Regions from separate parts of the Homo sapiens genome. Here regions 2 and 3 are each linked to region 1. Evidence: read pairs that join two places in POLR2A ChIA-PET (ENCODE). Cell type or tissue: Caco-2. All regions are shown on one strand.

The links. Peaks named below come from ENCODE experiments on the same cell type or tissue, not always from the same donor. Only the 100,000 strongest peaks of a DNase experiment are listed, where the experiment ranks them.
Region 2: POLR2A ChIA-PET joins it to region 1 with 8 read pairs; 6 of 35 experiments call an interaction of 5 or more read pairs at or near these places.
Region 3: POLR2A ChIA-PET joins it to region 1 with 8 read pairs; 6 of 35 experiments call an interaction of 5 or more read pairs at or near these places.

Annotation. Positions count from the first base shown.
Region 1 is chr19:40,569,600-40,572,099 of GRCh38, forward strand. SPTBN4 (spectrin beta, non-erythrocytic 4) reads left to right here. Exons shown (of 36, transcript NM_020971.3): 32 at 58-127; 33 at 837-1,129; 34 at 2,420-2,500. Among named protein-coding and RNA genes, the nearest start is that of SHKBP1, 6.0 kb to the right of the region's middle. RefSeq lists an enhancer at 597-666 and a silencer at 897-1,466. In Caco-2, no CTCF peak of the experiment used is centred here; DNase peaks (open chromatin) are centred at 609 and 1,222; H3K4me3 peaks cover 465 bases.
Region 2 is chr19:40,645,725-40,648,224 of GRCh38, forward strand. No RefSeq gene overlaps it. Among named protein-coding and RNA genes, the nearest start is that of NUMBL, 44 kb to the right of the region's middle. RefSeq lists an enhancer at 1,760-2,500. In Caco-2, no CTCF peak of the experiment used is centred here; no DNase peak of the experiment used is centred here; H3K4me3 peaks cover 566 bases.
Region 3 is chr19:40,491,853-40,494,352 of GRCh38, forward strand. It overlaps SPTBN4 (spectrin beta, non-erythrocytic 4), which reads left to right. Exons shown (of 36, transcript NM_020971.3): 5 at 1,111-1,202. Among named protein-coding and RNA genes, the nearest start is that of SPTBN4, 26 kb to the left of the region's middle. In Caco-2, no CTCF peak of the experiment used is centred here; no DNase peak of the experiment used is centred here.

The DNA of each region.
Region 1 (2,500 bases):
GGTCCATGGGAGAAGGAACCCTGGTTTCACTGGGTCTTTCTGTCCCCCATCCCCCAGGAAGGCCACCCTGGCTGACATTGTGGAACAGCTGCAGGAGAAAGAGGCAGGCCCAGGGCTGCCTGCTGGGGTAAGTTGAGCCTCGGATGGGTGGGGATAGGAGGACCCCTTTTTCAGAGCAGGAGGCAGGATCTCAGAAACAGCCAGTGCCTAGCCCTGGCAGGACCCATTCCCTACCTGGACCCTGCAGAGACAGCATGGACTCTCAGGGTCCCCAGAATCTGAAAATGTCCCCCTTAGAAAGACGGGGCACCTACCTAAGAGACCCCTACTGCCCCTCCACACACACACACACACACACACACACACACACACACAGACACACACACACAGACACACACACACAGACACACAGACACAGATACACACACAGACACACACACACAGACTCTTCCCACATCTGTCCTGGACTCCGTATTTCTTCAGCTCAGTGGGGTCCCAAATTTCTTCATAGCCTCATACACACACACACAGAAGGAAGCCCCAGGTTTCTCCTGCAGACAGTGGGGACACGCCCTGCTTGCACCCCCACCTCCAGAGATCTGGCTGCCTCTTTCCACCACCGAGAGAGATTCCAAACCAATGAGTCCTAACAGACTCACTCCCAAGACCCATGGGGCCCTAAGAATTGGGCCTCCAACCCTGAGGTCCTCCCATACTCGCCTCCGAGACAAATGGCCCTGTAGACAGATGGGACCCCAGACCCATGACTCCCCCAAACAGATGACCCCCACACCCTCTCCATGGACAGCACCCCTCTTCCCCCTCCCTTCACACAGCCGTCGCTGCCTCAGCCACGCGAGCTTCCCCCAGGTCGCCTGCCCAACGGGCTTGAGCTGCCCGAGCGGACACCTCGGCCGGACCGGCCCCGGGCGCGGGACCGGCCCAAGCCGCGACGGCGGCCGCGGCCCAGAGAGGGTGGTGAGGGCGGGGGAAGCCGGCGCTCGCGCTCCGCCCCGGCCCAGGGCGGCTCCGCCCCCGCGCCTCCGCCACCGCCCACTCACACAGTGCAGCACGAGGGCTTCCTACTGCGCAAGCGCGAGCTCGACGCTAACCGCAAGTCGTCCAACCGGTGAGCGTGTGGGCGGGGCTTTGGAAGGCGGGTCTCAGGCTCAGGGTGACCATTGCGTGGAGCGGTGGGACTGAGGAGGGGGTGTGGCTCAACTTCAGGCCCTCCAGCAGGTGGCGGTAGTAGGTGGGGCCAGAGCTGGGGGGTGGTGGTGGCTTAAATCAAGAAAGCCAACCAATGAGCAGGAGGGGGTGTGGTTTAACGTCAGGCCCTCCAACCCGTGGGGGTAGTAGGTGGGGCCAGATGAGGGGTGGGGCTCAACTTTGATGATTCCAACCAATGAACAGGAAGGGGCAGGACCTAAGGTTAGTGCATCTAATGGATGATGGGTAGAGCTTAGGTGGGAACAGAAGGAAAATGTTCTGAAAGTGAGTAAATTGGAACCTAACCTCTTAGCAACCAACCCAGGAGTTGATCAGCTAAATAGCAAAGAGGGAGGCATCTAGTTGAGAAGGTTTCAATGGCTTGTCGTGGAGCTTGGAGAGGTCACTCAACCAATGAGTGGGGTGGGTCTACCCTTGAAGTTTCAAATTGGGGGAGGGTCCGAAAACGGGCAGAGCCCAAACTAATGAGGGTAGGGGTTGGGAAGGGGGAGTCATCTCTTACAGGTTTCCAAATGAGGGTCTAGCCATGATGTGCCTGCTCTTGGGGAGTCCAGCTCCTGCTTGTCCACCCTCTTTTTGTCCAACTGAGAGGCAGAATCTGGGGACAAGTGGAGCCAAAAAGGGGTATCACCGGCCAGTAATGGAGTGAGTCCCAAGATATGAAGTGGGCAGGACAGATTCAGATTTTGCTAGTGGAATCTGTAGGTGGTCTTTCTTCCTCGTACCTAATGCCAAGGTAGGAATAAACAAGGGCACCTAGTATGTTTTGCTTTGGGAGGGATTCCTCCAGGATCGAGGCTTTGGATGACTGGAGAGACAGGAATTCTTTATTCCAGACAGTAGACCAATAGACTTTCCTTGAGAAAGCTCCATGAGTGGGGAGGATTGAGTGGAGCAAAGGCTTATGGAGGAGACAGCTTAAGACTTACCTTCAGGAAATTCAGTATGGGAGGGGATAAGGAAGGGAAATCTCAGCCTGGGCAAAGGCTTGATACTGAGAGACTTAAATGCTCCCCTCAGGGCAGCAACAGCCTTAAGGAAGAGCATTTTAGGTCCAACTAGGGCGCAACTAGGGCGCAAAGGTCCAGAGGTAGGAAGGCTCAGACATATTCAGACCTTGAGGATGTTAATGAAGAGTTATTAGGCAGAGTGCTGCGGCTCTGCCTTGAGCCCCATCTTGTCGCTCCAGGTCGTGGGTGAGCCTGTACTGTGTGCTTAGTAAGGGGGAACTGGGCTTCTACAAGGACTCCAAGGGCCCGGCATCCGGGAG
Region 2 (2,500 bases), 76 kb after region 1:
AAAAAAAAAAAAAAAAAAAAAAAAAAAAAGGAGAGTTTGGCGTTCATCAAGCAACATTTGGAAACTACAGAGAACTAGCAAGGCAAAGACGCCCCTCCCATCCCTAAGTCCTGTACCACTATGGTTGTTGACATTTTGATATATTTCCTTTCAGCCTTTTCTATTCTCTGTGAGCTTTTTAAATGCGTGTGTTGTGTGTGTGCACGTGTGTGTTTTACATAACTGTGTGAGCAAATTGTTTATACAGCCCTGTTTTTTCCCCTCTTAAAATGTAAGCTGTTCCCCTGTTAAAACATCTTTGGATAAACACAATCTCTAATGTTTGCACTATGTTTATTCAAAAGGGCAGCATTGCCAGAGGTTGAAGCTGTTTCCAATTTCCTCCCATTATAAATAATCCCCTCATGGACCTCCTTGTGTGTCCCAGAGGAGGGATTCTTGGGCCAAAGGGTGCGGACCCTTTGGCAGAGCTCATGGTCAAAAATCTCGGCAGAGTTTCAGCCTGACCCGAAGCTAAGATGACCTCATACGGTTAAAGTGAGATTGGACTGCTATTTATTTCCTGAACGTTTGATTCATGACTCAGGCTTGTCAGGGGATCTTTTTTTTTTTTTTCTTCTGTATGTGCTTGGTTGCAAGAAACAGAAATCCATTCACACTAGCTCACGTCAAAAGGGCAAGAGAATCGCTTGAACGCGGGAGGCGGAGGTTGCAGTGAGCCGAGATCGCGCCACTGCACTCCAGCCCGGGCGACAGTGCGAGACTCCGTCTCAATAACAAACAAACAAACAAAAAAAGGGCGGGGGGTGTTGTATCCTTCAGCAAGTAAAGCTCATATTCAGCTTGGACTAGCTGTCTGCGGAGCATGTTGTTGGGGTATATCTAGGCTATGTTGATTGTTGAAATACTGAATTATTTCCGTATTGGTTGGTAAATCATTCTGTCTCAAGTCGCTCCAATGACGTCCTCCACCAAGGCCACTCTAGCTGCCCTGGTCCCTCTCCCAGGACTTCCCAGACCTCTCCACAATGCAGGAAGTAAAGGGTCAATATCGGGCACAGAAGTGAACCATGCTGCTCGGTCAGTGCCCAAAGTATTGGTTGTGAAATTCATTTTTTCTTTTCTTTTTTTTTTTTTTGGAGACAAATTCTCACTATGGAACTCAAGCGATCCTCCTGCCTTGGCCTCCCAATGTACTGGGATTAAGGTGTGAGCCACTGCACCTGGACTGCTTGTAAAATATTTGATGATTCGCCTAGATGCAAGTACCAGAACAGCTGACTCAAATGGCTTAAATTGTAAGGGGAATCTGTGGCTGGAAAATCCACACTTGTGCTGGCTTCAGCCAAAGTTGACACAATGGCTCAGCCATGTCACCAAGGACTTTCTTTTCTTTCTTTCCTTCTTTCTTTCTTCTTTCTTTTTTTCTTTCTTTTCTCTCTCTTTCTTTCTCTCTCTCTTTTTTTTTTTTTTTTTTGACGTAGTCTGGTTCTGTTGCCCAGGCTGGAGTGCAGTGGCACAATCTTGGCTCACTGCGGCAACCTCCAATTCCCCGGAATTCAAGTGATTCTCCTGCCTTAGCCTCCCGAGTAGCTGGGACTATAGGTATGTGCCACCACGCCCAGCTAATTTTTGTATTTTTATTTTTTTATTTATTATTTTTTTAATCATTCTTGGGTGTTTCTCGCAGAGGGGGATTTGGCAGGGTCACAGGACAATAGTGGAGGGAAGGTCAGCAGATAAACAAGTGAACAAAGGTCTCTGGTTTTCCTAGGCAGAGGACCCTGCGGCCTTCCGCAGTGTTTGTGTCCCTGGGTACTTGAGATTAGGGAGTGGTGATGACTCTTAACGAGCATGCTGCCTTCAAGCATCTGTTTAACAAAGCACATCTTGCACCGCCCTTAATCCATTCAACCCTGAGTGGACACAGCACATGTTTCAGAGAGCACAGGGTTGGGGGCAAGGTCACAGATCAACAGGATCCCAAGGCAGAAGAATTTTTCTTAGTACAGAACAAAATGAAAAGTCTCCCATGTCTACCTCTTCCTACACAGACACAGCAACCATCCGATTTCTCAATCTTTTCTCCACCTTTCCCCATTTTCTATTCCACAAAACTGCCATTGTCATCATGGCCCGTTCTCAATGAGCTGTTGAGTACACCTCCCAGACGGGGTGGTGGCCGGGCAGAGGGGCTCCTCACTTCCCAGTAGGGGCGGCCGGGCAGAGGCGCCCCTCACCTCCCGGACGGGGCGGCTGGCCGGGCGGGGGGCCGACCCCCCCACCTCCCTCCCGGACGGGGCGGCTGGCCGGGCAGAGGGGCTCCTCACTTCCCAGTAGGGGCGGCCGGGCAGAGGCGCCCCTGACCTCCCGGACGGGGCGGCTGGCCGGGCGGGGGGCCGACCCCCCCACCTCCCTCCCGGACGGGGCGGCTGGCCGGGCAGAGGGGCTCCTCACTTCCCAGTAGGGGCGGCCGGGCAGAGGCGCCCCTCACCTCCCG
Region 3 (2,500 bases), 78 kb before region 1:
TCTCTACTAAAAATACCAAATTAGCTGGGCCTGGTGGCACATGCCTGTAATCCCAGCTACTAGGGAGGCCAAGGCAGGAGAATCGCTTGAACCTGGGAGGTGGAGGTTGCGGTGAGCTGAGATCACACCATTGCACTCCAGCCTGGGCAACAAGAGTGAAACTCCATCTAAAAAAAACAAAAACAAAACAAAAAAAAAAACAAAGAAAGATCCCTCTGGGTTGGAGGTGTTCACCAACATTGGGAGCTGAGAGCCCAGGGAGGAGGATAGAGTTGGACCAGGGTGGGACTATGGGGAAGCAACAAGGGGCAGGTGGGGAAGACACTCAGGGAGTGGAGTGGACAGGCCTTACGGGAGGGGAGAGGGAGAGGGTGTCCAGGGGAAGACTCAGAGCTCTGGCCTGGGGACTAGAGGATGATGGGGCTGCCCTGAGACAGGGACAGGGAGAAGGAGCAGGTTTGAGGAACACCCTGAGGCCAGTTTGAGATGGGTCCAGTGGTTATGGGTCCAGGACATTGGAGTTGGGGATGTTCCAGGTAGATGGAACAGCCAGTGCTAAAGGACCAAGGAGGGAGGATGCTTGTGATTCAGGAAAAAGGCCAGCAGGTATGGAGTGGAGTGAGCTGTTGAAGATGAGGTCATCAACTTACTGATGGGAGATCATGGGAACTTTTACTTTTACCTTGAATGAAACAGAGATACGGAGGGTGTTGAAAAGAGGAGCAAGGATCTGATTTGAGTGTTCGCAGGGTCCCTCTCTCTGCCATGTGGAGAACACACTGTGGATGCAGGAGTGGGGAGATCAGCATGAAGGCCACCGCACTAGCCTAGGCAGGAGACGGCAGTGCCTTAGACCAGGAAAGTGGCCCAGATGCTCAGTTTGGAGGCTTTCTTGGAAACAGAGACCGAAGTCCTAACTGATCCCCTAATTGTGGATGTCCTGGCCCTCAGGAATTATCCTCACACTCCTGGACCCCCACCCCCAGCCAGAAGCTGCCTCCCCCATCTCCTCTGTCACCTGCCACCTTCTCTGGTAGCAGATGGTGAGTGGGGGGCATTCGAAGCCTCAAGCTCTCCAGGCCCTGGTAGCCATTTTTTGTATCTTCACAGATTCAAGTCATCAAAATTGAGACTGAGGACAACAGAGAGACACGCTCAGCCAAGGATGCTCTGCTCTTGTGGTGTCAGATGAAGACAGCTGGGTAAGCACCCCCACCACCTTCCTTAGGAGGTTAGGCAAGTGGTCCCCTAACCTCTGCAATTCCTTCCCAGACAAGAGCTCAAGGGGCAGCCCATGTCCTCAGGGTCAAAAAGTTACATCTGAAACTAACCAGCTGGTAAATAAAATATGTCCACTTCTCCAGCCTTGACTAATAATCCTTCCTAACATGCTAGAAGGCCAGGTTCAAATTTATTTTGAACTTGCTCTGTCACCCAGGCTGGAGTGCAGTGGCATGCACTGAATAGCTCACTGAAGCCTTGATCTCCTAGGTTCCAGTGATCCTCCCTCCTCAGCCTCCCAAGTAGCTGGGACTACTGCACCCCACCCAGTTTCAAATGTAGAACTCTTGGCCTCACTAGGCACAGTGTCTCATGCCTGTCACTTTGGGAGAATGAGGCTAGGACTTTGAGATCAGCCTAGGCAACATAGCAAGACCCCATCTCTACAAAAAGTTGTGGGGTTTTTTTTGTTGTTGTTGTCGTTGTTGTTTTTAATCACAGGCATGGTGGCAGACGTCTGTAGTCGTAGCTTCTCAGGTTCCCAGGAGGCTGAGATGGGAGGATCATTTGAGTCCAGGAGTTCAAGGTGCAGTGAGCTACGATCATGCCACTGCACTCCAGCCTGGGCTACAGAGCAAGACCCTGTCTTGAAAATAAATAACAAACACATAAATAAATAAACAAACAAATAAATAAAAATAAAATAGAACTCTTGGACTCCTCAGAGACCAATGCTGGAAAGAGGTGAACTGTCCCCAGCCTGCTCTCTTCTCTCTCTCCCCCATCCCATTTCATCCTACATTTCAAGAGATCTCACATTCACCTGTGTGGACCCTCAGTGCTATGTCCAAGCTCTGGCCACCCTCTCCCGCTGTGAGCATCTCCCTTCTGCCTCACAGGGCATACACAGGAAAGTTCAAAGTCCTTGGTCGCTTCAGTGTGGCTGAGCTGGTGGCGGGGTGGGGTGCAGGCTCTACTGGGAAGGTTCCCTTTGGCCCCCAACTCTCTGCCCTGCAGGGAGCAGTAAGACCTGAAACTCAATTGTCCTCTGTAGAGCAGCTCCTGGGAGGACGGAGGGAGGGGCAGGTGTGGGATGGAGGTGGGCTTCTCTGACTCTCATCCTTCTGGCTGTCTGTCTTGCAAAGGAGATCATGGGGACTTTTGCCATCTGTTTCTCCATGTGTCTATCTCTATATCTGCTTTTCCTTGTACTTATCTCTTCTCTCCTCCCTCCTTCCCTCCTTTCCTCCTTCCCTTTTCTCTTCATGTCTTCTTTCTC